Regions from separate parts of the Homo sapiens genome. Here region 1 is linked to region 2. Evidence: chromatin loops called from intact Hi-C (ENCODE). Cell type or tissue: prostate gland. All regions are shown on one strand. Links, peaks and the distances in the headings refer to the core of each region. The heading gives the core; the rest is flanking DNA.

Region 1 (15,846 bases), core at 6,077-8,576, 370 kb before region 2:
TTACATGTTAGCATGCTGAGCAGTTTTTAGACCACTTTGGGCTCACAAAGAGTGACATGGATTTTTTTTTCTCTTTTTATTACAATTTTTTTTTTTTGAGACATAGTCTTGCTCTGTCGTCTAGGCTGGAGTGCAGTGGCGCGATCTCGGCTCATTGCAAGCTCCACCTCCTGGGTTCACGCCATTCTCCTGCCTCAGCCTCCCGAGTAGCTGGGATACAGGCGCCCGCCACCACGACCAGCTAATTTTTTGTACGTTTTTTTTTAGTAGAGACGGAGTTTCACGGTGTTAGCCAGGATGGTCCTGATCACCTGACCTCGTGATCCGCCCGCCTCGGCCTCCCAAAGTGCTGGGATTACAGGCGTGTGAGCCACCGCGCCCGGCCTTTATTACAATTTTTATTGAGATAATTTTGATATGCAGTTGTAAGAAACAATACAAAAAGGTCCCTTGTACACTTTGCCCAGTATCCTCCAATGCTACCATTTTGCTAAACTATGGTATATTGCAACTAAGATATTGACATCAATACAATCCACTGACATTATTTGTATTTCAACAATTTTACTTTTATTCGTTTGTGTTTGTATTAAGCTCTACACAATTTTATCACCCATGTAGATTCGTGTATCAACCAATACGATCAAGATATTGAACAGTTCTTGCCCTTTTATAACCACACCTACTTTCCTCCGGATCCCCCATCCCAATACGACCCGTGGCAACCACTAATCTGCTGTGTATCTCTGTAAGTTTGTCATTTTATGTAAATGGAATCTATAGCCTGTAATCTTTTGGAATGGGCTTTCTTTTTCACCCAGCAAAATTCCCTGGACATACATCCAACTTGTGTGTATCAATTGTTTCCTCCTTTTGATTACAGAGTAGTATTTCATGGTATGTATGCGCCACAGTTTATTTAACCATTCACCTGTTGAAGGACATTGATGCTGATTACTTTTTTTGCTGTTACAAATACAGCCACTAGGAGCATTCATGTTTTTGTGTGACTGTGTTTTCTTTTCTCTGGCATAAATGTCCAGGAGTGCAATTGCTGGGTTAGATTTTAGTTGCATATTTTCATTAGTGTTTACATGTACTGTAAGTGTGGGAGTATGTGTGAGAAATATCATAAAATTTTATCCCATGTGTAGATTAAAAACTTTTTAAAAATATAATATCAACTTTTATTTTAGATTTAAGGGGTATGTGTGCAGGTTTGTTACATGAGTTTATTACATGACACTGAGGTTTGAGGTATGAAAGACCCCATCACCCAGGATCTTTAACTTCTACTCTTATTACTTCCACTGCCTATTGGGTACTGAGCATAGTACCCAATAGGTAGTGTTTCAGCCCCTGTCCTCCTTCCTCTCTCCTGCTTCTAGTAGTCCCCAGTGTCTGTTTTTCTCTCTCTTCTTTTTTTTGACACGGAGTTTCGCTCTTGTTGCCCAGGCTGGAGTTCAATGGCATGATCTTAGCTCACTGCAATCTCTGCCTCCTGGGTTCAAGCATTCTCCTAGCTCAGCCTCCCAAGTAGCTGGGATTACAGGCATGTGCCACCACACCAGACTAATTTTTGTACTTTTAGTAGAGACGGGGGTTTCCCCATGTTGGCAAGGCTGGTCTCGAACTCCTGACCTCACGTGACCTGTCTGCCCTGGCCTCCCAAAGTGCTGGGATTACAGGCATGAGCCACTGCACCCAGCCCTGTTGTTCTCATCTTTATGTCCCTGTGTATCCAATGTTTAGTTCCTGCTTGTAAGTGAGAACATGATGCAGTATTTGGTTTCCTGTTCCTTTGCTAATTTGCTTAGCATAATGGCCTGTAGCTACATCCATGTTGCTGTAAAGGACATGGTTTTGTTCTTTTTATGGCTGCATAGTATTCCATGGTGTATATGTACCACATTTTCTTTATCCAATCCATTGTTGATGGGTACCTAGTTGATTCCATGTCTTTTCTGTTCTGAATAGTGCTATGATTAATGTATGAGTGCATGTGTCTTCTTCATAGAATGATTTTTTTTTCTTTGAGCATATAATCTCATTGCTGGGTTGAGTAGTGGTTCTGTTTTAAGTTCTTTGAGAAATAAAACTGCTTTCCACAGTGGCTGAACTCTTTTACATTCCCACCAATAGCATGTAAGTGCTTCTTTTTCTCTCCAGCCTCGCCAGCATCTGTTATTTTCTGGCTTTTACAAGCCATTCTGTCATGGGTCAGATGATATATCTTTTTTTTTTTTTGAGAGGAACCCTCACTCGGTTGCCCAAGTTGGAGTGCAGTGGCACGATCTCTGCTCACTGCAACCTCCGCCTCCCGGGTACAAGTGATTCTTCCGCCTCAGCCTCCCAAGAAGCTGGGACTACAGATGCGAGTCACCACACCCAGATAATTTTTTGTATTTTTAGTAGAGACAGGGTTTCACCATGTTGGCCAAGCTGGTCTCAAACTCCTGACCTCATGATCTGTCTGCTGTGGCCTCCCAAAGTGCTGGGATTACAGGCGGGAGCCACCGTGCCCAGCTGAGATGATATCTCATTGTGGTTTTGATTTGCATTTCTCTGATGATTAGTGATGTTGAATGTTTTTTCATATGTTTGTTGGCTTCTTGGATGTCTTTTGAAAAGTTTCTGTTTATGTCTTTTGCCCACTTTTTAATGGTGTTACGTGGTTTTTGCTTGTTGAGTTGTTTAAGTTCCTTATAGATTCTGCATACTAAACCTTTGTTGGCTGCATAGTTTGCAACTATTTTCTCTCATTCTGTAGGTTGTCTGTTTACTCTGTTGGCAGTTTCCCTTGCTGTGATACAGACGTGTATATGGCAAATCTAAATAGCTTAATCCGATCAGTTGTTATACTAAGATACTTTATGCTTTGTTCTCCAACTCCAAATTGGCTCCTTAACCAAGCGGAAATGCTATGAAAGGTAGAATATAAGAAGACTAAGAGCAGTGAACGCCCCGGACCTGATTTGCCAATAGTGAGCTGTGTAAGCTTAAGCCAGATGCTTACTTTTAGCTTCAGTTTCTTGGTCTCTTAATAGGGCTGAAAACATGATATATATATTTTTTCTACTAGTGCTAATTGGAATATGATTCTGATCTAGTGAATTCTATTGAGAAGCCAGTACTTAGAGCCAAGTTGTACACTCTTTATGTTTGTATTTACTTTAGTCAGACAGACCTGGGTTTGCATCCTAACTCTGCTGGTTGTGTGACTTTAGGGGAAGCTGCTTAACCTCTTTGAGGTTCTGTAAAATTAATATGACAACACTCTCTTTTCCATAAATATTTCTACACACTCAAGTCTCTTGAATTAAAAAAACAAAGAACAAAAAACCCTATTTTGACCTCACGTTTCTGTTCTTTTATCAACACCTCTCTCTTTTTTTTTTTTGAGACAGTCTCGCTCTTTCGCCCAGGCTGGAGTGAAGTGGCGTGATCTTGGCTCACTGCAACCTCCCCGCTCACCCCGCCCCAGGGTTCAAGCAATCCTCCTGCTTCAGCCTCCCAAGTAGCTGGGATTATAGGCACCTGCCATCACATCCAGCTAATTTGTGTATTTTTAGTAGAGACGGGGTTTCGCCATGTTGGCCAGGCTGGTCTCAAACTCCTGACCTCAGGTGATGCACCCACCTCAGCCTCCCAAAGTACTGGGATTATAAGCGTGAGCCACTGTACCCAGCCAACCATCTCTCTTGCTTTCCTTTCAGAGCAAGCTTCCTAAGAACTGTTGGCAGTATTGTGTCTACGTTCCCCCTTTCCTTTGACCCTATAGCAATGTGATTTCTACTCTTATTACTTCCACTGAGACTATTTTCACCAAGGTCACTAATGACTGCCTTCTTCCTAAATCCAAAGAACAGTTCTCCATTGTTGCTCAGCAAAATTCAACATAGTCAACAACTATCTCCTTGAAACACCCTTTTCCTTTGGCTTCCAAGAATTTATTTTCTACCTCTGTTCTTCTTTTTTGCTCTGTTTCCTTTGGGGCCTGTCTTCTGTTTACCCCTTACATATGTGGTTGTCCTATAGGGTTCTATTCTAGATCCTCTATTTCTCTACAAAATCTTCTGGATATCTTATATATTTTCATGTCTTCAAGTACCACCTACCATGTATGCTAATGCCTCCTCAATCTTTATCTTTAGCCGATAGTTTTTCTGATCTTCATATCCTTATACACAACTGCACTCTATTTCCACTTAATTGTCTTATAGACATGTCCCACCACATGTCCAAAATAAAACTCATTATCTTTCTACCCATATTAATGCCCTTATATTGGTGAAGGAATCACCATCCACTCAGTGGCTCAAGCCAGAAACTTGGGCATTATCCTTTCCTTTCCCCTACCCTCATGCTCCATATTCAATCAAGGAAGTCTTGCTGATTCCAGCTTTTACATATCTCTTGAATCCATCCATCTTCTCCATCTCAATGGCCATTTTCTGATTCAGACCACAATCGTCTCTCATCTCGATGACTACAACATTCTCCACATTGATCTCATTGATCAGTCTTGCTGCCATTTTCACACTACAGCTGAATTATCATATCATTTCCCTGATTACAATCTTGCAACAGCTTTACATTGCCCTCCAGCTAAATTTCAGACTCTTGGCAATGACTTACAAGACTCTTTGTGATGCGGACTCTGCTCACCTCTGTAGCTTCATCTTTCTCTCCTCTCACTGTTCTGACACCATACATTTCATGTTCCACTGAAACAGAGCTCCTTCCAGTCCCTCAGATGAACCACGGGGCCTGTGGGTACACGTTATCCTCTTAGCTAGAAAACTCCTCTCCAAGCTCTCCACAGGTCTATATCTATATCACCACCTCCAACAAGCAAACCTTCCCTGATCCACCACGCTCCTGCTGGGTGGATCAGGACATATTCTATGTTCCCCTCTGTGTTCACCCTATCGTCATATTTGGTACATTGTACTATCAGTATCTCTTACTACACTGACCTCCGTGAAGGCAAAGGCCCTGTCCATTTCACAGGTATTCCTTGTACTTAGCAGAGCCTGACACGTAGTGAGAACACACTCCACAAATGTCTATTGACTGAGCACAGGTACAGAAGTCACACATTAGCTTGTTTAATAAGCTAATTTCTGCTCTGTCACCAGAATAATAGAATAGCAGAGTATTTCAAATATTGGGATTTTAATAGGACAGTAGAATAGGACAGTCAGCCAGTTGGTTTCTATCTGTGTTCAGAAGTCCTGTGGCTTGACAGAGGGAACTTGGGGGTTCTCATGATGAGAGGGGGGTAGAAGGGGAGAGGAGAATGGTAAAGGAAGCCCACTGGGCAGGTTTTCGGGTCCCTAACATGGCTTTAACCAGAAGAGCTCAAAATTGTTTTGTTTTATCCACTAGAATGCCATTTTATATTTCATATGGGAAAAAAAGGAATGATAAAGGAGACAAAAAGAAAATGAAGCCCTGATCTAAGTAGGCTATCAAACCAGGTCTTCTAAAATGGTTCTGCGACTAAGTCAAAAACACTGAGAAATGGAGGCAGATATTGTGGTCACTATGACATAGCGTATACTGATATTACCCAAAAAATGTACAGTAAAACTTTCCTGGTACAACGATATGTACTCATAAGTTTATGTCGTTTATTAAATCAATTAAGTTAAATGAAACTACCAATTGGCATTTTATTATGCACAACACTGTGATAATTTTTTTATCATCCTGTGCCTTTCTATTTCTCTTCTGTATATTCCTATTGTTTTAGAAGATTGTACCTACATACACTAGGATTTTTTTCTGAGTAGACAAGGAGAAACATATATAATCAGATTTTTTTTTTTTTTTTTTTTGAGACAGAGTTTCATTCTTGTTCCCCAGGCTGGGATGCAATGGCATGATCTCGGCTTACCGCAAACTCCACCTCCCAGGTTTAAGTGATTCTCCTGCCTCAGCCTCCCAAGTAGTTAGGATTACAGGCATGCACCACCACGCCCAGCTAATTTTGTATTTTTAGTAGAGACGGGGTTTCTCCATGTTGGTCAGTCTGGTCTCAAACTCCCGACTTCAGGTGATCCTCTCACTTCAGCCTCCCAAAGTGCTGGGATGACAGGCGTGAGCCACTGGGCCAGGGCCTAATTAGACTTTTAAAAATTAAATTAAACCCAGTACTGGGAATTTACAATGCCAGTCTGCTGCCTCTACTGATGCATGGGCAGAGATTTCACGCCTTATAGTTCCCTAGTGGAATGCTTCCCATAGTGTCATGTCCCACCTTTCTAACGCTGGAGATGGTAAGGTGTTAGACAAAAAGATTGCTATTGGAAGAGAAAGCTTAGAAGTTAAATATTCTCTATCATTTATTCAAAAAATTTATTTAGAGCCTACTGTGTGCCAAGAACATGCCAAATTTCTAGTGTTTGGAGACATATAAGTGAAAAAAATAGACAAGGTCTCTGCTGTTACAAAGCTTGTATTGTGATGGGGTGTGGGGAGAGAGAGACATTAAATGAGTAAATAAGCAAAAAGATAATTTTGAGGCGTGATGAGCTGCATGAAGCCGATAGAATGATAATGTGCTGGATGTGGATACTCAGGGAGGGTGTCAGTGGAGTGGGACTGCTCTAGCCAGGTGGCCTCTGGGCTGAGCAACCTGGGGAGGAACCAGCCTCCTGAGGGAGTGAGGGAAGGGTCTTCCCATCGAGGGAACAGTGAGGGCAACTTTTCATCTTGTGCCTTTCCTACTGGGTCCTCAAGTAGCCACAGCCTGAGGTGTAAAGCAAGTTCTAAGCTTCCCCAGGTGACTCCAAGACCCATGGCCGGGTGGTTTATTAGGAAGGCCCAAAAGAGTGTGCCTGTGTACAAGGGGACATCAAGGAAAAATCAGTGAGGAAGGGGAGAGAAGAGTCACATGCATGCTTTTATAAGAAGTTATGCACTTGGGTAAAATGACTATTTTGTTTTCTTCTTAATATTTAAAAGAAGGCACTCTTAAAACTGGAGGTGCAATCCAAAATAACAAAAATGGCCCTAAATTTTAAGGGGATTTAATTGAAGCTTGCGCTCATCCTGCTTGGCCACTAGAGAGCAGTATTGCCTATCAAATGCACCACAAGGCCCACGCTGCAGGCTGACATTTAGAGGGAGAAAATCGGTGCCACAGGTAAATCTCTTCTCTCATCTTGATTTCCCGCTCCTCCCCTACCCTCCCCATAATTCCACCCCTTAACTCCCTACTGTTTACCTATCACACACATAATCTCAGTGTTCTGGATAAGCCTTAGGTTTAGAGAAAAATCTCTGTTTTTTTGTTTTTGTTTTTGTTTCCGGAGTCTCGCTCTGTTGCCAGGCTGGAGTGCAGTGGCGAAATCTCAGCTCATTGCAACCTCTGCCTCCCGGGTTCAAGCGATTCTCCTGCCTCAGCCTCCCGAGTAGCTGGGACTACAGGTGCGCGCCACCAAGCCCAACTAAGTTTTGTGTTTTTAGTAGAGACGAGGTTTCACCATATTGGCCAGGATGGTCTCGATCTTTTGACCTCGTGATCCACCCGCCTTGGCCTCCCAAAGTGTTGGGATTAGAGGCGTGAGGCACCGCGCCCGGCCTAAATCTGTGATTTTTTTTAGCTAAGAATAAAATCAGCACATTTAACCATGTTGGAAGTATTTTGACCCTTCCCTCAGCTGGAGACTCTCAGTGGCCAACAACCCCGGGTCTAGGTAGCCTTTGGAGCAGTAGTGGGTTCCTTTTTCCCAGTTCTTTAGAATTAGACCCCTTATTTGGGGGAACGGGTTCACATTTTTAGCCTAGAGAGCAAGGAGTGTTGTTCCTTCCATGTGTTGTTAGATCGACTGTCTGCTGGTAGGTTGGTGGCCAGCAGAGACCTACTCTGCCCGACCTGGCCTCAGTGGACGCCAGGACCTTGCTTCCTTCTTCCTCAGCAGCCCAAGCTCCCGCTTCCTGAGTGGAAGTCTTGTGTTCTATGTGTTGGGGCCTTTTATGAAACAGTATGCAAGATAATGGGTTCACCAAGAGAAAAAGGAGGAGAAAGGGATGACAGAATTTTAGCCATAGCCACACAGGCAGAGCAAATGAAAGAATTTCAAATATGGTGTAAGAATATATTCCAAAAGAGGTAGGAATTTATAATATGGACCCTGCTTTCTTCCATAGAAAGATTTGAGGCATGCTACAGCAAAAATACACATCAAAAACACACATCGCTTGGAACATAATTTATTCATTCAAATTATATTAACTGCCCTACTTTCATGTGCTAGGAGCTAGGCCTATACCTGAACAAGATGGACATAGACCCTGCTCCTATGCAGCTTCTACTGGAATTGAGTAAGGTTGCAAATGAAATCAGAAATCACACAAGAAAGTTTGTGTCTGTTGGGGTGGTTCAGAGCTGGAAGGAAACAAAATGATCATCTCCAATATTCTTTATCTTATAGATGAGGAAATAGTGGTTCAGAAATATTGTAACTGATCCAAAGATGAAACAGTTTTTTCATTTGAGCACGAAAATTTGCTCTGAGGAAATAGGAAAATATCTATTACCTGGGTTTCCTGGCTTTCGGTGCTTGATTAAGAGAGAATAGTTAGGGAAAGGAGACTTCTTTGGGGGGATGCTAATTTATGAAAAAAATGATCTGGATCCTTATATCACAGACATGAAGAGACAATGAAACATTCTTAATATGACTATATAAAATCGTTAGCCCTTCATGAAATTGAGCCATATAGTATTGTGTTGTATTTTAGTGAAGAGATTTCTGTATGGGTTTAAACTACTGCATAGTTCAAGACTGTAACTTTGTTTAATCTAACTTGACATAAGAATGTAACCAAAAAAATCTGGAAAAATGTTTAACTCTTTTAAAGTCCAGCACCGAGCAGCCACTCAGCCAATATGATGACTGAAGCTCTTCAGATGAAACCACTGCCCCCACCCAGCTGTCTGGTCCAGTCAGGTCCTTTTTTAATAGCATGTTTTGGGGTCCTAAATTATCTGTGTAGTTGTCTCAGTAGAAGGGAAACTGACGAGAAAAAGAAACAGGGATGTTTGAATATGTTGTTCTTACTTTTATTAGAACATAGACTCCTAGAGCTGGAATTGTATCTTGGATTTTTGGTTCCGCTGGTAGCACACCGTGCTCAATAAAAATTAATCCATCAATCAACAGGACAGAAAATCCCATCCTGCCAGAAGCAATACTTCCTGTTTGTCCCATACAAAGCCAATTAGAGTGTTAGGATGTTGTAATGGAGACAGAAACTAAGGAAAGCGGCAAAAATAAAAAAATTCCCCCAAAACATCAAATAGAAAATGTAGGGGTAGGGGGATTGGGGGCACAAGATGGGTTGAACCAGATAGGGAAGATCCCCCAGTGTTGTCCTGCTCCCAGTCCAGGTTTGGGAAAATGCCGGCAGCGTTTCCCTGTGTCTTTCCCTCACAAAGTCTCCAAGTCTCTCCTCGAATGAGCTCCAAGGCTTGGGAGAAACAATCTCTTCCTCTGCCCGGGTTGCGTGGATCTCCAGTGGAAAGGAAGAACCGGAACTATGGTTTGTGCGCTCCTTATTGCCTCCGAAATATTTTTAACTGCAGAGGAAAGCCTGTATTATTTTGGAGAAAGGCGAACAGATAAAACCCACAGCAATAAATTTCAGGGAGTAGAAACTCCTTGTCAGAATAGATATGTTGGATATTTTGCACAAGTGAAACATCTCTACAACGGGACTATCCCTCCAAGACGGATACTCTTTATAAAAAGATTCATTATTTATTCGACTCGTGGTGTTGGAACAGGTGATGTATGTGATCTACAATTCCAAATAGTAATGGAGAAAAAGGTTGTCTTTTCCAGTACTTCATTAGGAAATTGTTCGCTGCCTCCCTTGGCCTCCCAAAGTGCTAAGATTACAGCCTCTGCCCGGCTGGCACCCCGTCTGGGAAGTGGGGAGCGTCTCTGCCTGGCCGCCCATCGTCTGGGATGTGGGGAGCCCCTCTGCCCGGCCACCCCGTCTAGGAAGTGAGGAGTGCCTCTGCCCGGCTGCCACCCCGTCTGGGAAGTGAGGAGTGTCTCTGCCCGGCCGCCCATCGTCTGGGATGTGAGGAGTGCCTCTGCCTGGCTGCCCCATCTGGGATGTGAGGAGCGCCTCTGCCCAGCCGCCCCATCTGGGATGTGAGGGGCATCTCTGTCCGGCCGCCACCCCGTCTGGGAAGTGAGGAGCGCCTCTGCCCGGCTGCCCCACCTGGGAGGTGAGGAGCGCCTCTGCCCGGCTGCCCTTCGTCTGGGAGGTGGGGAGTGCCTCTGCCTGGCCGCCCTGTCTGGGAAGTGGGCACCTCTGCCCGGCCACCCCATCTGGGAGGTAAGGGGTGTCTCTGCCCGGCTGCCCCGCCTGGGAAGTGAAGAGCGCCTCTGCTCGGCTGCCCTTCGTCTGGGAGGACGGGAGCGCCTCTGCCCGGCCGCCCCATCTTGGAGGTGAGGGGCATCTCTGCCCAGCCACCCTGTCTGGGAGGTGGGGAGCGCCTCTGCCCGGCCGCCCATCGTCTTGGATGTGAGGAGCACCTCTGCCCGGCCGCCACCCCATCTGGGAGGTGAGGAGCGCCTCTGCCCGGCTGCCACCCCGTCTGGGAAGTGAGTTGCGCCTCTGCCAGGCCGCCCCTTCTGGGAGGTGAGGAGCGCCTCTGCCCGGCCGCCCTTCGTCTGGGAGGTGGGGAGCGCCTCTGTCCGGCTGTCCCATCTGGGAAGTGGGCGCCTCTGCCCGGCCACCCCATCTGGGAGGTGAGGGGCGTCTCTGCCCAGCCACCCCACCTGGGAAGTGAGGAGCGCCTCTGCCTGGCTGTCCTTCGTTTGGGAGGTGGGGAGTGCCTCTGCCCGGCCGCCCCGTCTGGGAAGTGGGCGCCTCTGCCTGGCTGCCCCATCTTGGAGGTGAGGGGCGTCTCTGCCTGGCCACCCTGTCTGGGAGGTGAGGAGCGCCTCTGCCCGGCCGCCCCGTCTGGGAGGTGGGGAGCGCCTCTGCCCAGCCACCCATCGTCTGGGAGGGGAGGAGCGCCTCTGCCTGGCCACCCCGTCTGGGAAGTGGGGGTCGCCTCTGCCCGGCCGCCCCGTCTGGGAGGTGGGGGGCGCCTCTGCCCGGCTGCCCATCATCTGGGATTTGAGGAGCACCTCTGCCCGGCCGCCACCTCGTGTGGGAGGTGAGGAGCGCCTCTGCCCAGACGCTACCCCATCTGGGAAGGGAGGTGCACCTGTGCCCGGCCCCTCCGTCTGGGAAGTGAGGAGCGCCTCTGCCAGGCCGCCCTGTCTGGGAAGTGTACCCAACAGCTCTGAAGAGACAGTGACCATCAAGAACGGGCCATGATGACGATGGCAGTTTTGTCGGAAAGAAAAGGGGGAAATGGGAAAAGAAAGATCAGATTGTTACTGTGTCTGTGTAGAAAGAAGTTGACATAGGAGACACCATTTTGTTCTGTACTAAGAAAAATTCTTCTGCCTTGGGATGCTGTTAATCTTTAACCTTACCCCCAACCCCATGCTCTCTGAAACATGTGCTGTGTCAACTCAGGGTTAAATGGATTAAGGCCGGTGCAAGATGTGCTTTGTTTTTTTTTTTTTTTTTTTTTTTTTTATGTTTAAGCTGTATATTTACTCATTGAAACACTCGGTGAAATCAGGGTAAAATCAACTAAAGGAAAAATAGTTGTTTCATTCATTTGAACTTAAACCAACTAAAGTAGTACTCATGTCATTACGATGCAGCAAATACGAGACCTCTTTCTACAAAGATTAGCACAACCAACAAATTAGGGGATATAGCAAAACAGAGCCAAAAACGGTAAGAAATCAATTAAGTATGTTACAGCTTAACCCTTTACCTCAATAGTTTTTAAAAAATAAGCAAAGCCTCCCAATCCCAAACAATACGAATACATCTTCATCACCAATTTGTACTTGTATTTCTTATTCTTGAGGTTAGATTCTAAACCCTAAAGATATCCAAACTCGTATTAGATCTACTTATCTATAGCCAGAGACGGCAGCCAAGGTTATTAAAATGTCTTTTCTAGGCAGGGCGCGGTGGCTCACGCCTGTAAATCCCAGCTGTTAGGGAGGCCGAGGCGGGCGGATCACAAGGTCAGGAGATCGAGACCATCCTGGCTAACACAGTGAAACCCCGTCTCTACTAAAAATACAAAATATTAGCCGGGCGAGGTGGCGGGCGCCTGTAGTCCCAGCTGCTCGGGAGGCTGAGGCAGGAGAATGGCGTGAACCCGGCAGACGGAGCTTGCAGTGAGCCAAGACCGCGCCACTGCACTCCAGCCTGGGCGACAGAGCAAGACTCCGTCTCAAAAAAAAAAAAAAAAAAAAGTATTTTCTCCAGGAAGATCCAATAGGAAAAAAAAAAAAAAAAAGAAACCTCGCTGATTAGGCTCCAACCATACTCCACCCTCCATGAGATTGACTGGATGGGCATCATGGAAACCAGAACACGTGGTTTCCAAACAAGAAAAATCCTATGAAGGATGGGAGGAGGGGAGAGGAAGGATTCAGCCAGTGTCCAGACTGAAATTGAGTAATATCAGTTTCACTCATCTTCACACGTCTTCAGGTTGCATGTTCATGGAGTAGTTTAGGAATAAATCCATGGTTTGTGGAGTACTAAAATACCTAGTGGTCTGCTGTATTACATTAAGGCCTTCCCCAGCAGCTTCCAAGGCAGCCTCCAAGTCACTGGCAGGAGAATTTGGCTGGAAGTGCATGCAGGACTGCAGAGATTCCTCTCCACAGTTATAGAAGGGACTGTTCCAGGCCTGATTGTTCCAGGATTGGGTGCACCAGGTCTGAGTGTTCCAGGAGTGGTTGCTCCAGGACTGGATGTTCTGGGTCTGGTTGCTCCAGGTTGAATTGTTCCAGGTCTGGTTGCTCCACATTGGAAGGTTCCCAGTCGGGTTCACCAGGCATCCCTGGTGGTAGGAAGAGTAGAGGCTGGGGTAGGTAGGTGCTGAGGCCTTCTGCGTCACACCATTGCTATTCTTCGGCCAGTTGTTTTTCTGCCACCTCTTAGATTTCATTCTCTGGTTCTGGAACCAGGTCTTCACCTGTTTGTAGCTGAGGTTCAGGATGTTGGAGAGTTCTTGCATCTGCTGGAGGCTGAGGTATTTCTGTCTCTGAAATCTATCATTGAGTACACACAGCTGGGTGGAAGAGAACACAGTTCTGGTCTTCTGTTTCTTGACCGGGACCTTGTCTTCCTTTTTTGCGACACTATTCTCTGCAGAAGTGGGTTGTTTGCCTTTGGGACTGGTGGAAGAATCAGGGCTGTCCTGAATAAGCAGATCCATGGAGGAAGGAAGAGGAGAGACAGTCTCTGTGTGAGGCATCTCAGCAGAAGACATTTGCAAGGATGGATAGTTTTCTTCAGGCCCACAAATCACAGGCATAGGTGAAGATTCTTTACAGTCGGATTCTTCAAAGCAAGGCAAGCTTTGGGGACAAGCTGGATCCACACTCATGTTAGTATAGAGGAAGAGGAGGAAAAAATTTAAGAGGTGGACTGGAAAAAAGGTTAAGGCAGCTTTAAGACTTTTCTGGAAGATGTTAGAGAAATAGGACCTCCAGAAGGAAAAGTATCAAGAAATTGGGATAAAGTGAGTTGCCTGCATAATAACATGAGGCAACCAGCTCAGTCCAGCAGAACGTTAAAATCCTGGCAAGATGTGCTTTGTTAAACAGATGCTTGAAGGCAGCATGCTGGTTAAGAGTCATCACCACTCCCTAATCTCAAGTACCCAGGGACACAAACACTGCTGAAGGCCGCAGGGACCTCTGCCTAGGAAAGCCAGAGACCTTTGTTCACGTGTTTATCTACTGACCTTCTCTCCACTATTATTCTATGACCCTGCCACATCCCCCTCTCTGAGAAACACCCAAGAATGATCAATAAATACTAAAAAAAAAAAAAAAAGAAAATATAACTGGACAAAAACAGGTAACGGTGGAAAGCCACTACCCAATTCCATTTTCCCCTTGACACTCTCTTTCAACTTATCCTCAATGTAATAGAAGTTTGACTGCAGAGTGGCATCTTGGACTGCCCACGTTTCCTGGTCAGTGTTGGGCAGGGGAAGCTGTCTGCCTTCCTAACAGCTCACCCAGAGGGCACTCACTGCGGCGCTCCCAGCAGTCTTGCCATCTACCTGACGCCCCCACCTGGGCACCAGCTCCTGAGTTCTCCTTGCTCAGCTTTGCTTGGTCAGAAAACAAGAAGGACAATTCATCTGGGAAGGGATAAATAGGCAGCTGGCAAGAGAGAGCAAGCTAGTTACTACTGATAAGGGAGGGTGGGTGTGGGAAGGAAAGCGAGACAGGCAAATTGGGAATTCTTTGTGTCATGAACCCTCTTGAGAATTGATTAAAAGCTACCAAGGCTTTCTCCAGAACACAACCATATGCATATGTGCACACAATTTTGCATTCATTTCATGAGTTCCCATCTCACTTTCACACAAACATACCTCTTGTTCTAAAAACAAACTCTAGAAGCTATAAGCTTCCAAATCTTACTAACCAAGAAATTCTGAAAGACTTTTTAATCATGGCAACTTTTTAATATCAAGGATTCTCCAATTGTAGTCTTATATGTTTCAAATATAATCAGTTTCAAAAGCAATTCCTAAAACACTAAAAATGGTCAAAATGGACACTTATGGTAAAAAATACTTGTTACCAATGTTTCGTCCCACGTTGCAAAGCACACTGTATTTCAAGTTTCTACATATGCATTTACATAAAATTATTTTTTTTTGAGATGGAGTTTTGCTCTTGTTGCGCATGCTGGAGTGCAATGACGCGACCTCAGCTCACTGCAACCTCTGCCTCCTGGGTTCAAGTGATTCTCCTGCCTCACGCTCCCGAGTAGCTGGTATTACAGGCGTCCACCACCACAAGCGGCTAATTTTTTGTATTTTTAGTAGAGATGGGGTTTTGCCATGTTGGCCAAGCTGGTCTCGAACTCCTGACTTCAGGTGGTCCACCCACTTCGGCCTCCCAAAGTGCTGGGATTACAGGTGTGAGCCACCACACCCGGCCTATTAATTTTGTTTAAAGAAAAAAGACTTCCAAATCTTGGATGGCGGTTGGGTGGTGGGGGTGTCAAATCACCTGGTATTTGACTATTCAGGGCTCTTTTATGGAAATAAAAAGCACAAAAGCAAACAAAACAGTTTTGTCCATCTACCAGGCTCATACACTCTGTGTCCTGAAAGGAGGGGGAACATCTCCAAGTTCAACTAAAAATGTATTAACTGCAAGCTGGGCGTGGTGGCCCACACCTGTAATCCTAGCCCTTTGGGAGGCTGAGGAGGGCAGATTGCTTGAGCTCAGGAGTTCGAGACCAGCCTGGGCAACATAGCAAGACCCGTCTCTAAAAAAAAAAAATGCTAACTGCAAATTGCACATTCTGCAAATGGTTCAGCGTAGGAACAGAAGGCTTTTTCTGATCTCTTCTTGAAGGTAGGTCCAGGGCCTTTGGCTTATCTTCTTTTCAAAGACCATACAGGAAGAGGTTTTCAAACAAGGATGGAGCAAGAGGGCAGCGGCGCTTGGACCACCTGCAGGCAAAGACACAGGAGAAACCCCACCTGCCCTCACAGCATGTGGGAGAGCAGAAGGGGCAGAGATAACCGCTGGCAAAGGGAACATGTGGGAGAAAGTAAGGGGAAATCAATAAAACAGAGTTTAAAAAAATAATGTGCTTTCCATGCCATGAAGGAAAGTCATGATGAAGGCCCAAGTTAACTCCCCAAATGCTTTCAGGATCACAGAAATGACACTGTCAAATACAACATTAGTT
Region 2 (15,846 bases), core at 6,380-8,879:
CACAGTTGCTGGGCCTCAGGGATACTCAGACGAAAGAAAGAGGGATGCCTCACTTTCTCTCCCTCACATATCCACGGTATTCACTAGGAAGAAAATGGAACCAGGAACGCCTCGCTCCCCTCTTTCTAGATGAGTAGCCATTCATCTTCATTGTGAACCTCTTTTGAATGCACCCTGAGTCCTGGGGCTCCTTTGAAAAAAATGTCTTCTTTTTCCTTTTTCCTCCTCTGTCCTTTCTTCACAGATGAGTAATTGGGTCCCCCTACAGGACAGTCCTCTTGGATGTATGCTCCAAACTGGGAGAAGTTAATTTCCCAAACCTTAAACTGGTTGGCTTGGGACTGAGCTTGGAGGAAGGGAACCCCGGAGCCTGACATGCAGGCAAAAGAGTAAACTTTTTTCTTACCAGTTGGGCTTTTGGCCTCCCTCTCCTGGTGCAAACCGGTAAAGGGAATGGTAAGGATCACTGTTTATATTTTCTGTAAAGTTTTAATTATGAAAAAGGATTTGTGAGGCTGGTCTTAAGCTATAGCCAAACTGGTGTGCTCTGCATGTCACTCTGCATGGTTCTGTCAGAAAGAGGGGTACCTTAGGATGAGATACAGGCCTAGTACTCCACAGGCCTGTTGTTCAACCCAGGCCAGCAAACCAGTCAGTGGCAAACTTTGCTGCAGGCCTCTATCTTGTTTTATGTCCTTGGAAGCATGACCTGTAACCATGTGGCAGTGCTTTGTTCTAGCCTCTGCCATTTTACAATGGCAGCCTAGGTTCAGTCCTGGCTTAGGGAATGAGTTCTTTCTGGTTTGATATTTGCATGACCTTTACCATTTGTTGATTCTCTTCCCCTCCACAAATCACCTTGAATTTTCCTTCCTCTGAGTCCCTGGGAGGTTACCTTGGTAAAATTTGAAAGCCAAAATACTGGCCACTTGGCATGGTTAAAGTTGGATAATAAGGGATTTAAATGGATTTTCATAAACAGCGCTGAGCTAAATTAAAAATGGATACCCAAGTCATAGGTATATTTAAAGACCTTTATATTTTTCTCTTCTTGTATCTCGTTTTTCTGGAAAAAGTTTTTTTCTCAGTTGACTAAATTCTTTTCTCCATTTTGTCTTGCCACCCTTAATACACACATGAGAGGCCCTAAGATCATTTCTTTTCTTTCTTTTTTTGAGATGGAGTCTCTCTCTTTCGTCCAGGCTGGAGTGCAGTGGTGCGATCTCAGCTTACTGCAACCTCCATGTCCCTGGTTCAAGCGATGGCCTGTGATTACTTGGGAAAAACAGAAAAGGTGCCAAGGATTCCATTTTGGGAGAAGCCTCCGTTTTCCTCGTGGAGCCCCAGGAATTAGAGGCGGATGAATCTTTCTCAAAATTTGTTTTTGTCTTCCAGCTTTACCTGTTTATTAGGTCCTAGAAACTGCATGCTTTCCTAGCCCTACTCTTAAAGGGCCCCATTTGGAGGCCAATAGCCCAGTTAGGAGATTGGCAAACAGAATATCCTATAACTATTGGATCTGCTTCTGTTTGTCTGTGTGGTTATATATATGTTGTGTGTGATGTCTACAAAAAGAGAGCTCTTATTAATTGGCCTAAAGGAAAATAAGCACCTAGATCAAATATCTTTTAAAGGGAAGATAAAAAGTGTGGTGCCCCTTTTAGTTCATGTGACTTTAGTCTTTGAGAAACGGAAACAGCCTTGGAGATTACTGGTAAAATGCAAATGCCATCAAAATGTAATTTTTTACCTGGGTTTATAGGATTATTTTAAATTAGGTAAAATAAAGCCAAAGGTTTAAACAAGTTGTGGAAGGTTTCTAAAAATTAATCTTGCAAAAGAAATTCTGTGTGTGAACACTGACTAGATTCAAAAGGGTATTATATGGTTTTTCTGTAAATTGAGCATTGAAATAAAAGCACAACAAAGTTTTCCTAAGGTACTAATCTGCTTTTTAGCAAAATTTATAAAGAGTTATAAAAGGTTTATGACGATCTCACCTCACGGTCAAACTGGTTAAGACTGGATAGAATTGTCTTTAAGATTTCATTAGAAAATTAGGGTTGATATTAATAGCTGAAATGTTGATGAATATCAAACAGAACACGAGTTAATGGAATGGACCGAACTAATGAAAAACTGAGTAAGCTTTTTAAACTTTTCTTTAAAACACTGCTGATACTTATTTTGTTTTCAGAGTCAAGGCAACTTATTTTGAGCTATTTATAGCCTTTAATAGAGTGGGGTATACTCCTGTGAACAAAATTTGGAGCATATTTGTTTCTCTCTGCCTGGCTTCTCTAGTATTTGGACACTGTCAGCATTCTTAACTTATGACAATATGGTTATTTGCATCAGTGCAATAAGAATCCATTTTCTCTTGCAACAGGATGCAATCGGAGAAACTGGTTGTTTTATCAAGGCTTTGACTGGAAGGGTATGCTTCCTTTTAAGGAATCAAGCTCAACTTGCAGATCCAATAAAAACCGCTTGGGAAAACTGTCTATAGTAGATACCCTGTCTACATAGTCCCTGTACAAAGTTCCTAACCTGTGGTGAGTAAAGAATGTCACTTGCTAACAGGTCCAGGAGCCCATGTTCTTGGGACCTCAAGAAGAGAGGAGTTCACCCAACTCATAGTCATTAAAGTGTACAAACCCATGGCAGGGCTTGGCTTTAAAAAAGGAAAAAAAAAAAAGTCCTATCTGAGATTCCTTGTAGAATAGAGTTCCATCAAATCCAATTTAAAAAGCCCATGTAGAAATAATTATTCTTTGCTCCACATTACGCAAATAATCAAGCCAAGTATGAGACTAAAGTTATTTTGCAAACAACTCAATCCTATTATGCTTTGTTTTTAACAAAAATGAGGACTGGAGAGAAATTATGTTTCAAAACTTACATATTTATCATTAAATTCCAGACTGATTAGTTGTTTTTTAAGTTCTTGCCTACATTTTAGGCTTACACTGCTTATTCCTGTGAACCAACCAGCAATCTCTGGCTGCAGCTCAGAAGGAACAAAAGGGATGGGTAATGTAAAAATCTGGTTCAATATTTTAATTCTGAGCAATTATCCTGAAAATCCTGCCAGGTGATGGGAGTAAATAAGGTGCCCATAACCTGGAGGTTTCCTTTTTGGGAAAATAAGACAAAGAGGGCTAACCAAAGCCAAGCCCCATGCACCCAAATCTTAGCAACCCTGACTATAGTCACCAGTTATCTAGGCATGTCAACAGCCTTGGGATTTAAAAACTGTCCTTACCCACCCCTTTTTGTTTCGTTTTGACATGTTTTCTAATAACCAGGTTTGTCTCCTCTTGCCTTCAGGCCATCGAACTCCAAACAGTCATGCAACTGGAGCCTCAAACAATGGCCCCCTTTAAGCGGGGAACCTTAAATAGGCCTCTGAGGGAGATCTGATTCTGTCTTCCCAAAACAGTACCCCCTCTGTCAGCAGTATGCAGTAAAGATCAGTCTTTATCCTTATCCCTATCCTTATCCTAATGGCAGTTATATGTCCTTCTTTAGAAGGGGGAATGATAGAGGCAGGAGGCAGATAAGGGAACCCGCACAGGGTCTTGCCTGGGCATGCCTGCAACAGACTGGGGGTCTGCATGATCACTGGGAGAATGGGGAGGAGCCACCAGGAATATGTGCCTTATGCACCAAAAGCAATGGCAACAAAAGCCAACATTGACAAATGGGATCTAATTAAACTAAAGAGCTTCTGCACAGCAAAAGAAACTATCATGAGAGTGAACAGGCAACCTACAGACTGGGAGAAAATTTTTGCAATCTATCCATCTGACAAAGGACAAATATCCAGAATCTACAAGGAACTTAAACAAATTTACAAGAAAAAACAAACAACCCAATCAAAAAGTGGGTGAAGGATATGAACAGACACTTCTCAAAAGAAGACATTTATGCAGCCAACAAACATATATATGAAAAAAAGCTCATCATCACTGGTCATTAGAGAAATGCAAATCAAAACCACAATGAGATACCATCTCATGCCAGTTAGAATGGTGATCTTTAAAAAGTCAGCAATCAACAGTTGCTGGAGAGGATGTGGAGAAATAAGAATGCTTTTACACTGTTGGTGGGAGTGTAAATTAGTTCAACCATGGTGGAAGACAATGTGGCAATTCCTCAAGGATCTAGAACCAGAAATACCATTTGACCCAGCAATCCCATTACTAGGTATATACCCAAAGGCTTATAAATCATTCTACTATAAAGACACATGCACATGTATGTTTACTGCAGCACTATTCACAGTAACAAAGACTTGGAATCAATCCTAATGTCCATCAAAGATAGACTGGATAAAGAAAATGTGGCACATATACAGCATGGAGTACTATGCAGCCATAAAAAAGGATGAGTTCGTCGCCTTTGCAGGGACATGGATGAAGCTGGAAACCATCATTCTCAGCAAACTAACACAGCAACAGAAAATCAAATACCACATGTTCTCACTCGTAAGTGGGAGTTGAACAATGAGAACACTTGGATACAGGGAGGGGAACATCACACACCAGGCCCTGCTGGCGGGTGGGGGGTTAGGGGAGGGATAGCATTAGGAGAAATATCTAATGTAGATGATGGGTTGATGGGTGCAGCAAACCACCATGGTACATGTATACCTATTTAATAAACCTGCATGTTCTGCACGTGTATCCCAGAACTTAAAGTATAATAAAAAAAATGATGAGCTCATATATGTATGTGTGTGTGTATACATATATATACAAACACAGTGGGAGAAGGACAGAACCAGGAAATCACATATCTAAATGTAAGAGCTAAAAGTATAAAACTCTTAGAAGAAAACATAGGAGTAAATCTCGTGACATCAAGTTAGGCAATGATTTCTTAGAAATAACATCAAAAGAACATGTAATCAAAACAAAAAAATGATAAATTGGACTACGTCAAAACTAAAAATGTTTATGCTTCAAAGGACACCACCCAGAAGTAAAGAGAAAACCCACAAAATGGGAGAAAATATTTAAAATCACACATTTGATAAGAGACTTATACTCAGAATATATATTAAAGAAAACCTACAATGCACTAAAGACAAATAATTAAAATATAGGCAAAGGATTTTAATTGACATTTCTCTAAAGAAGATATACAAAGGGCCAATAAATGCATGAGAAGATGGTCAACATCATTAGCCATTAGAGAAATGCAAAATAAAACCACAATGAGATAAGACTTTACATTCACCATGATAGCTATAAGAAAGACAGAAAATAATTAACTGTTGGCTAGGATGTGAAAACCTGGAACCCTCATTCATTGCTAGTGGGAATGTAAAGTGGTACAGCCACTTTAGAAATCAGTTTGGTGGTTGCTCAAAACGTTAAACATAGAATTATCATATGACACAGAAATTCCACTCCTAGGTATATACCCAAGAGAAATGAATATATAGGTCCAAAGAAAAACTTGTACACAAATGTTCATAGGAGCATTATTCATAATAAAGAAAAAATGGAAATGACTCAAATGTCCATGGACTGATGAATGGCTAAATAAACGTATCTTTGTAACAGAATATTATATGGCAACAAAAAGAACTCAATTATATATGCTATAATTTGGATGATTCTTGAAAACATTATTCTAAGTGAAAGAAGCCAGTCACAGTGACCACATATTGTAGGATTCCAATTATATGAGATATCCAGAATAGGCAAATCTATAAAGATATGAAGACACAAAGTCCTCATGGTGCTTAAAGCTGGGAGCAGTGGGGCAGGGGTTGGAGGCAACTTGAGAATGATTACTAACGAGCATGAGATTCCTTTTTGGGGAACACAAATTCTAAAACTAGACTGTGGTGATGATTGCACAACCTGTGAATACACTAAAAAAATTGAATTGTACATTTTAAGTGGGTGACATGCATAGTGTATTAATTACATTTCCATAAAACTTAAAACATAAGGAATGTGTAGTCATAGTAGCTATATGCTCAGACAATACAGATAAAAAGATCTCTTAAAAATGAGAGGGGAAATTCATAAAAGCACATACAAAAAATTCTTTTTAACTGTTCTCAGAAATTATATCATCAGTAGTGGCATTAGCATTGTTATTCTGAAATTGTCTCATATATTGTTACCATTTTAATATAATATCTATATCTATTGGTATGCTGAGTCCCAACAAGAGTTCTCTGGAGCAGAACACATTATTATTTTTATTACTTACAAAGAATAAGTAAATAATACTGTTCTGACTTTTCTCTGCCCCAGCTCTTACTCCAGGAGCAAGGTGATGAGAAAGAGATATAATCTTGCAAGTAATTTCATCTACCACAGGCAAGGGGTCTGGAAAAATAAATCTGAGTACTGATTTAGGAAAAAAGAGGCAGCTGTTGTCCCTTCCCTTCTGAGAGTTTCCTTGGAAAAGTAAAGGGAAGGATATGTGCTTTCACACTTTGGAATGTAAATAAATCTTCCTGAGGGGAAAAACTAGTGTCTCCAGCTTTACTACCCAAGAAATGTCTCCAAGGTCCTGGTCTCAACCCTTCCTTTGAAATGTAAACAGATACCTCTAGAAAGGTAAGTCTCTCTGGAGTTTTCACTTAACTGTTCAGTCATAAATTAAGTTCTAAAGCTCATCTTTTAGCCTAGGTCCCAAGTTTCTGTAAAATTTGCTCAGAAGGTCCTAACTGTGCAGAAACATAAGGATATGTTCTCTACAGCCCCACATACAATGTGATATTTATTTTATAGTGTAATACAAAATAAATATGAAGTTGAGTTAAACCAAGATAACAGCTTGTCAAATCAGACTCAAACAAATTGGACACCTTACCCAGTTTCAACCTTTTCTGATAATTTCAAGAAGAGAAGTAATCAGGCAGCCTAACAAATAAGGTAGAGTTCCAAGACCATCAGAACAGCTCTCCAGGTCCTTCACTGCTATACTCTGGCCCAGATTGGCACATGAGGTCAACTAGAATCACAATACCATTCTCTGTTTCTTCCCAACAAAAACAACCTTTTTAAATGCACATTCATAGTCACAGTGACTAGGTTAGTGACTAGAGATTATTGTTCAATAAATTCGGGATTCCATTTGGCTTGAGGATATAATTATACATAGCATAGTATAGGTTTTAAAAGTTATTGGCTTCCAGATGTCATTATGCAACAAGCTCCCTTCAGGATAACATAATGTCATTCCTTTATCCTTCCAATTCTAATCAGTGTAGCATGAGAAAGACAAATTCCCTTTTTATCTGTGATACTTCGGCCATTGGAGAACAAATATAAAGGCCACACTGTTCAGCAATGTCCCATAATTTAGGCTAACCATAGTGTTTCCATAAGTGGGCATCCTTAGCTTGGCTACTAGAACTGCTGGTCATTGATCTTTAAAAACAACAACTTCCATAGCAATTGGAATATTCAAGAGTCTTTCTTCAATATTAGCTTGGCTACTAGAACTGCTGGCAATGAATCTTTAAAAACAACAACTTCCATAGCAATTGGAATATTTAAAAGTCTTTCCTACATAAGAGTATAAGCCCTCTTCTTGCACTGTTGACCAATATGATGTTCCATTAAATACTCTATGAGTCCAGTCATTTAAAGCTTTCTTGTCCCTCTAGGGCCATTTCCAGATGCAGCCAGTCTCCTGGAAGAGAGCTCCCTCTAGTGTCTCTATTTGGATTAGCAAATCCTTTTCATCACGAGCTTTCAGGAACATTATTTTGGTCTGATTTGGTATGATATTAGTAATGGTCCTCAAGACCATTACTAAAAATGCCTTCAGAATATCAAGACAGCAGAGACAATACTCATCAAGCAACAACATGGGTTATTACTGTGGTACATTAGTAAAATTTGTACAATTTAGAAAAATAGTTTGCACACATACAAAAAAGTATCATGAGATTGTCATTTGGTATATTATGTATCAAATACAGCTCTCTCTGGGTGTGTCATAGGCTTTTCACAAACATACTCTGCATAACTCCAGAGAGGAGTTGTTAGTAACATTTATTCATTACATTACATCCAAATCCATCTCCCTCAAGGTGGTCTTCCAATTCCCTTAAATGAATTCCATTCACATTCACATATTCTACATTAGAAGGAAATCAAGCTGTAACAGGCAGTAGAAATCTGCTCTCCATTATACCTAGGTAGATGTCTTAGCAACATATTGTCTTGATTTATGTCCACAAGGAGTGCAAAAGTCCTACTGTTCCGAATCCTCCATCTGTGTACTTTAATTAGTAATAGTCAAATCATCATCATCAAAAAAAAAAAAAAAAAAGAGATCTGAATGGTAAATAGTTGACCCTTGAACATCATGAATATGAACTGCCTGGATCCACTTATATATGGATTTTTTTTTCAATACGTATATTTGGAGAGATGTGTGACAATTTGAAAAAACTCAACATATGAACCATGTAGCCTAGAAATACTGAAAAAATTAAGAGAAAGGTATGTCATGCATGCATGAAATACATGTAGCTGTTCATGTATTTTATCATTTACTACCATAAAATATATACAAATCTATTATAAAAGGTTGAAATTTATCAAAACACGCACATATCATTCACAGGTGAGAGAAAGGTAAACAAAGATGCAGCATTAAATCATAACTGCATAAAATTCACTATTATTATCTATTGTTACTACTGTATTAATTTTGTAGCCAACTTACATTGCCACTGCGGTGAGCTCAAGTGTTGCTAGTGTCTGCTTAAAATACTATGTGATGCTAATCATCTCTGCATGAGCAGAGCAGTTTCTGTCTCCAGTAAATTGTGTATCACAGTAAAAAGTGATCTCTAGTGGTTCTTGCATATATTTCATTGTGTTTAGCGTAAATACTGTAAACCTCGAGTAACAACATGGGACCCATACGAACTGCCACTAGTGATGCTGGATGTGTTCTCAAGACGCAGAGAAAAGTCATGACATTATAAGAAAAAGTTGATGTTCTGTAGATCAAGATCTGCAGCTGTGGTTGCCTGCAATTTCAGACAATGATTCATTTTGTAAACAGATGACATAAATTTACAGTATTGATAAATACAGTACAGTACTATAAGTGTATTTTCCCTTTTTTTTTTTTTCCTTTTTTTTTTTTTTTTTTCTGAGACAGGGTCTTGCTCTTCACCCAGGTTGGAGTGCAGAGGTGCAAAGACAGCTCACTGAGGCCTTGACTTCCCAGGCTCAAGTGATTTTCCCGCCTCAGCCTCCCAAGTAGCTGGGATTACAGGCACACACCACCATGCCCAGCTAATTTTTAAACTTTTTATAGGCATAGGTCTCCCTATGTTGCCCAGGCTGGTCTCACTCCTGATTCAAGCGATCTTGGGCTCCTAAAGTCCTGGGAATACAGGCATGAGCCACTGTACCTGGCCTCTCTTCCTTATAATTGTCTTAGTAACATTTTCTTTTCTCCAGCTTATTTTATTGTAAGAATATAGTATGTAATACATACAACATGCAAAATGTGTTAATGGACTGTTATGTTTTTGGTAAGGCTTCTGGTCAACAGCAGGCTATTAGTAGTTAAATTTTTGGGGTGTCAAAAGTTTTACGTGGCTTTTTAACTGTGCAGGGGGTTGGTGCTCCTAACCACCTTGTAGTTCAAGGGACAACTGGATAGCCTATAAACCAAGAAATGAGTTGTAACTGTAGTGAACTGCTCCTACATTGAGTCATCAAGGGGCACTCTGCCATTTTATTCCTCTAGATTACATAGGTGGAATCTTTTTTTTTTTTTCCTGAGACGGAGTCTTGCTCTGTCGCCCAGGCTGGAGTGCAGTGGCGTGATCTCGGCTCATTGCAACCTCTGCCTCCTGGGTTCATGCCATTCTCCTGCCTCAGCCTCCTGAGTAGCTAGGACTACAGGCGTCCACCACCACGCATGGCTAATTTTTTTGTATTTTCAGTAGAGATGGGGTTTCACCGTGTTAGACACAATGGTCTCGATCTCCTGACCTCGTGATCCGCCCGCCTCGGCCTCCCAAAGTGCTGGGATTACAGGCCATAGGTGGAATCTTTAAGTAGAGCTATACATCACCAATTTCCCTTCTCTCCAGAAAACACATCCAGAGTGTTCTCTCAACATCAGTTAGGTGAGCATCAAATTTGAGAGAGATATCCAAGACAACAACTCAACTTTAGCAAGAATGGAGTAGCTTGGTATTTACCACGGAGAGATACCAAATACCTTATTATTTTCTAGCTCTGAGGCTCTGCCATGGAAGGTCACATGGTTACAGCTCTCCACAGAACTTGAATTCACTTATAATGCCTTTCTATCTCTTATACGTCCCCCCCCGCCATTTCCATCTATTACCTGTTTTGACCCACACCCTTTTCCCCATGATTGGGCTAACTGGCTCAACGGTTGTATTATAAACCCACAGGGACAGTAAAACAGCAGCCTTGTTAGCACTTCTCCTTGGCAGATATTACAGGATTTGACAGATAAGAATCACAAGACACTTGGCTTGTGTTTATGGATAGGCCTTAATTTGCCTACACAGAGTGAAGTTATCCATACCCCTAAAGGCCTTTAAGAATATGCACTGTCAATGTAATGTATTGATATTGTGTTTTGTGCATTGACAACACTTTCCTTTGGTATGTGCAACTTTAAACTCGAGCCTAGGACCATTGGATCAGGCAAAACTAACAAAAAAAAAATCTACGAAATGGGAAAGATATATAGTTGTGTACTTGCCTCCTCCCCCATCATCTCATTCCTATATCGCAATCCTAGAAAGCTTATAAGTAGAGTCCTAGCATTATTTCCTTTCATAGTCAATGTTACTACACCATCATTTAACTGAACAAACTAACCCTTAAACCAGTATAGTTTTTCTAGTGATCAATTTAGTTACTTTGCAAACAAATATATCTTTCAAGAAACAGGAGGTTTTCCAGTAATAGGTAAAAGTGGTCTCACGTTTTTCCTTTATCATTTCTCTCTCTTTTTTAGCAACTAGATATATCCTGCTAAAAGCAGTCCAAAGATACTCTTCCCCTCTAGTAAATACCATTAGTGATTTTTTGTTTCTTTGTTTGTTTTTTGCCATGAGGTCTATAATTATATGTTTATAGAAAGATTATAGAAGTTCTTTCTTCTTTCTTTCCAGGAAGCCTACCCCAGTTACTGGAAAGAATGGATAATAGATCTGCTATTTGGTCTTTTTGTTCCCAAAAATTATGGGATTTTCTAATAAATAATATCTCTTGTGACCTTGATAATCAAGATTCACTGTGGAAGAAAGAGTGCAGTGATGGAATACAGAATTATGATAATCCTTATGTTGTCTTGAATTTGATTGTGAAATATCATGAACTCATGAGTCATTAGATATACACATACAGACATATATCATTTCACATTCAAAGAAATCAGGGCTTCCTGAAAAAAAGGATGTTCTAGGTCTGGGATAGAAAATGTGTAAGATGACCACTTCGTGGCAGCACTGTTTATCACAGTGCCAAACTGGATACTACCTATATGTCATCAATAATAGAATGGACAATTAAATTGTGGTGTTAATTAAATTTAATTAAATTACAGTCTCCCACAAGGGAACACTATACTACAATAAAAATAAACACACTATTGCTTCAGTCAATAATATGGATGAGTCCCTTAAAACATTATAATGAAACAAAGAAGCCAGAAATTTTATGAGTTCATTGATGCCTATAAGACATAAAGGTTACATACCATAATTATAAAAAATATATTTGTATGCATTCATGTAGAACTGACCTTTTTCTATTATAAGACCATTTCATAGAAAAATGGTCCACAAAATTTTACTGATCCCTCTCCCCCACAGAAAGGTCTTATTGTCTCATTTTTTTTTTTTTTGCTTAAATCCAAAAAAAGTCCCTTTTTTTTGGCTTAAATCCATTTAAAATTGTTCTGATAATTTTAAATGGGAGGAAAAAGGCTTAGCAACCTATATTGCATCATTTATATGTTTCTATGTCTTCAGAAGTACTGTGCCATTTAATAAACCTTTCTTTAATATTATTCTAAAGAATAACTTTCATCTTTGCACACCTATAGGCAGTCAGCACACAGGCAGTGCTGTAAATGTTAAAATCAGATCTATATTTTTGTTACTGAGATGCCAAAGACAAATCAGCTCAGTTTTTACATTTTACCCAAAGGCTTGATAAAGCTAATTCCCCATCTCTAATCCCTACAGAGAGGCACAGATAGAAATGAAAGAACACACAATATCGGTTATATACTATTAAAAGATGGCAATAAGGTCAAATTCTTTGACTATCTTTTCAATAAGGGAGGTCTCTCTGGGTCCTAATCCAGTCTTTTATCTATCGGGCAGTAAAAGGAATAGTATGTGTACCTTTCAGTGAGACGTCACGTGAACTTCATTATGGAATTATGTAATCTTAGAAAATTCAAAGAGAGAGTGAGAGACAAAGAAAAAGCAAGAGGGAATACTCTGTACAGAGTCACATAGAAATTCATATGACAAATATAATAACGTTAATCATGAGAGCTGCTCAGCAACCTTTTCTCAGAAATAAAAACATAATATCACTCAATCTTTCTTGTTTTAACAGCTAAGGAGATCAACTACAGATTCACTAAATAAAGGCTTCAACTGAAGACAACACCTCAACTTCAGCAAGAATACAGTAGCTTGGTATTTACCATGGAGAAATATTATGGGGTCTGTACTATTTCTCTTAATTTTATTTAAAAACTGAATGTATCTGTAAAATCTTCTACAGCTTGAGACCTTGTTATTTCAGAGATCTGCAAGGTAAACACTTTCAAATGAGGTACATGATTTAGGCTTTGGGAACTCTCAGGTTTCAGGGCATTTTCTATAACAGGTTCACGAAATGAACAGACTGGGCTCAAACCCTACGGTTTCTCAAAAATGAATATAATTATAGAAATTCCAAATAAATTAAATGTGCTCATATGTAATGTCCATACTTGAATCAGATTACCACCTGCCTGCTGTGTCTATGCTAACTAATCAGATAACTTTTTCTCAAACATGATTTTCTCACCATCCCCAACAAAAACCAGTACCCTATTTATTTTTTATAACAAAAACAAAACCATCATTCTATTTTAGCATTATTCAAAATATGCTAAAAAATACAAGGAAAATGTTTTGTGTCAAATACATATTATAAAAAGCTTCCAAAAAACCTCAAAACAAAACAAAAATAACCCTTGTATTTCCTGTTTCCTACAAGCCTAAATTCCAAACCCTAAAAAAAAAAGAACTTAAAATGAAGGACTATAATACAATATCAGTTTTAGAACCTGTTATATGTTAAAAAAAAAAAAAAAAGCCTTACTAGTAATCACTTCGGCAAATGGTCAAAAGACCACTTTAAAACTTCCTTTTCTTTATGCAAGGAAGGTGCTTACTCAATTTCTTCAGCTGTGACTCCACATTTTTATATTCTAAATCAGTTTTCTTTGTTCATTTTAACTACTTATTAGTGAACTGAGATCATCTATGTGGCAACAAACAGCTCCCTTGATAGTTTGGCTGCATACCCAAAGCTGCTACTTTGATGATCATTGCTTGAATGTTAGATGATATCATCTCTCTGAGCAAATCTTCCTGGTTTCTCTGCCAAAGATAAGCTAAAGGCTGGAGATTAAGCCTTTTACACCTACAAAAGAAAAAGAAAAAGAAAGTCAGATGATCTCTTAATGTTTTATACTTGGATCCACAGCAATTACTTTGATTTGAAACATAATGCTTCGTTCAAGGATTTTAGCATTGAAAATGCTTTTAAAAACATATTTTGCATAATGTTTATATATACAACATAAACATATTTAATTTCCATGGGTTATGCATAAACTGATAAAAATGAAATTTCCAGGCACACTAGAAATATTAATTTTAGTAAGACTCTTAGTTTAGAAATCTATGTAAAAGAATTTACAAATGCCAGTATACTCTCATTTTTAAAACTTTCATGGGTATCAAAATTTTGAAGCATATGTAAAGTGGGCCAATAATTTATCCTAATAAAATAGCCACATATTTATTAAATTAACAATAGCTACAGTTATGTGAACTATTCTTATCTACTAACTTTGAATTTTTTTTTAAGAATTTGAATAAAAAGAAAATAGTAAGAAAAAAAGTACAATGCTGCAGGCACTGTACTAGATATTTTCCATTATTGGTAAAGTAGAAAAAATATAGGTTTTGGAGTGAAGACACATCTGAATTTAAAACCTCATTTTGTACTCTAGCTGCATGGCTTTTGAAGTCAAGTAAAATCTAAGTCCTTGTGCTTAGTTTCCTAGTTCATAAATAGGGGCAAAAATAGTTCCTTTCAAAGTTCTTAAGAGGATTAAAAAATGTGAAATGAAATCATCCTTTCCTTTTCTTCGCATTCCACATCCAATCTACCACAATGCAGAATGTGATCATTCCTCACTAACACCACTGCTAACAACCTCGTTTGAGCCACCATTCTCTCTCATGTCAACATCCTAATTTCCTTCCCTGCTTCCACCCTCACCCTTTTAAAATCCATTTTCAACACAGCAGCCAATGTGATCCTTTTAAGACATAAAATAGGACAGGCGCGGTGACTCACGACTGTAATGCCAGCACTTTGGGAGGCCAAGGCGGGTGGATCACGAGGTCAGGAAATCGAGACCATCCTGGCTAACACGGTGAAACCCCGTCTCTACTAAAAATACAAAAAATTAGCCAGGCATGGTGGCGGGCGCCTGTGGTCCCAGCTACTCGGGAGGCTGAGGCAGGAGAATGGCGTGAACCTGGGAGGCGGAGCTTGCCGTAAGCCGAGATTGCGCCGCTGCACTCCAGCCTGGGCGACAGAGCGAGACTCTGTCTCAAAAAACAAACAAACAAAAAAAGAAGACATAAAATAGATCATAGGATTCCTCTGCTCAAAACCCTCCAGTGGCTCCCCATCACTCCATGGATCTCACCCTGTTTAGTTCCTGCACTTTATTTCCTACTACTTATTCTCTTCTCACTCCATCCTACCACTCACTGCTGCCTGCTCATTCTTGCCTATTACACTAGTTTCGTGCCTTTGCTTAAATGTCACTTTCTCAGAGAGGACTATAATTGTTTAATGAATTAAAGGTAATATAGATAATGTAGTACAATGCCTGGATAAAACAGGTATTCAATAAATGATAGTCAAAGCCAAGTGACTTGCCCAAGTCATACACTAACTGGCTGAGATCAGATTTCAAACCAAGAATATAGCTCTAAAACCCAGTGTCTATAAGGTTTATAAGTAAAACCCAGCGTCCCTAGCATCTGTAAGGCTGCTTGGCCGACTTCTCTGGCCTATATTGATCTCTCTCTCTCTCTCTCTCTCTCTCAGAGATCCCAATACTTATTAAATGTACCATGTTTGGTCATTTATTCATACATGGCCTTAAAAATATCACTATTTTTTTCATTTACATATACCCTGACTTTCAAAAAACCAAAACCTTCCTCATTGCAGAGATTGTTGCGTGTAATTTTCCCTTTTAAAATGTCTCAGAACATCTAAAGCAATGCTGAAGCAGTTAATAAATACAAAAAGAATAAAATGTGAACTACCCATGTAATACAAACATAATTGCAGAATGTAAAGTGTTTAATAGATGTCACAAGTTCAAATTCAGCAGTGATTTACAGAGTAAGTTTATTTGAGCCATGATATTTTGAACTGTTAAAGAACTTAAATAGGTTAAAAAATTTTACTTAAGTCTATAGTCAAGAGATTTTGAGGAATTTCAAAGCAACAACCACGAATTTTACGATAAGGA

The links. Peaks named below come from ENCODE experiments on the same cell type or tissue, not always from the same donor. Only the 100,000 strongest peaks of a DNase experiment are listed, where the experiment ranks them.
Region 1: a loop joins it to region 2, with 6 times the contacts of the local background. A loop is called at or near these places in 66 of 110 quality-filtered maps.

The regions. Positions count from the first base shown.
Region 1 is chr15:35,071,604-35,087,449 of GRCh38, forward strand. LOC105370765 (a long non-coding RNA gene) reads right to left here. Exons shown (of 2, transcript XR_932103.4): 2 at 8,208-9,592. NANOGP8 (Nanog homeobox retrogene P8) reads right to left here and starts at 13,692. Exons shown (of 1, transcript NM_001355281.2): 1 at 11,807-13,692. The coding sequence starts at 13,507. The coding sequence ends at 12,590. In prostate gland, for the core only: a CTCF peak has its summit at 7,055 (motif pointing right); a DNase peak (open chromatin) is centred at 7,103; H3K27ac peaks cover 1,192 bases.
Region 2 is chr15:35,437,101-35,452,946 of GRCh38, forward strand. It overlaps DPH6 (diphthamine biosynthesis 6), which reads right to left. Exons shown (of 9, transcript NM_080650.4): 5 at 13,585-13,703. Among named protein-coding and RNA genes, the nearest start is that of MIR3942, 73 kb to the left of the region's middle. In prostate gland, for the core only: a CTCF peak has its summit at 7,703 (motif pointing left); no DNase peak of the experiment used is centred there.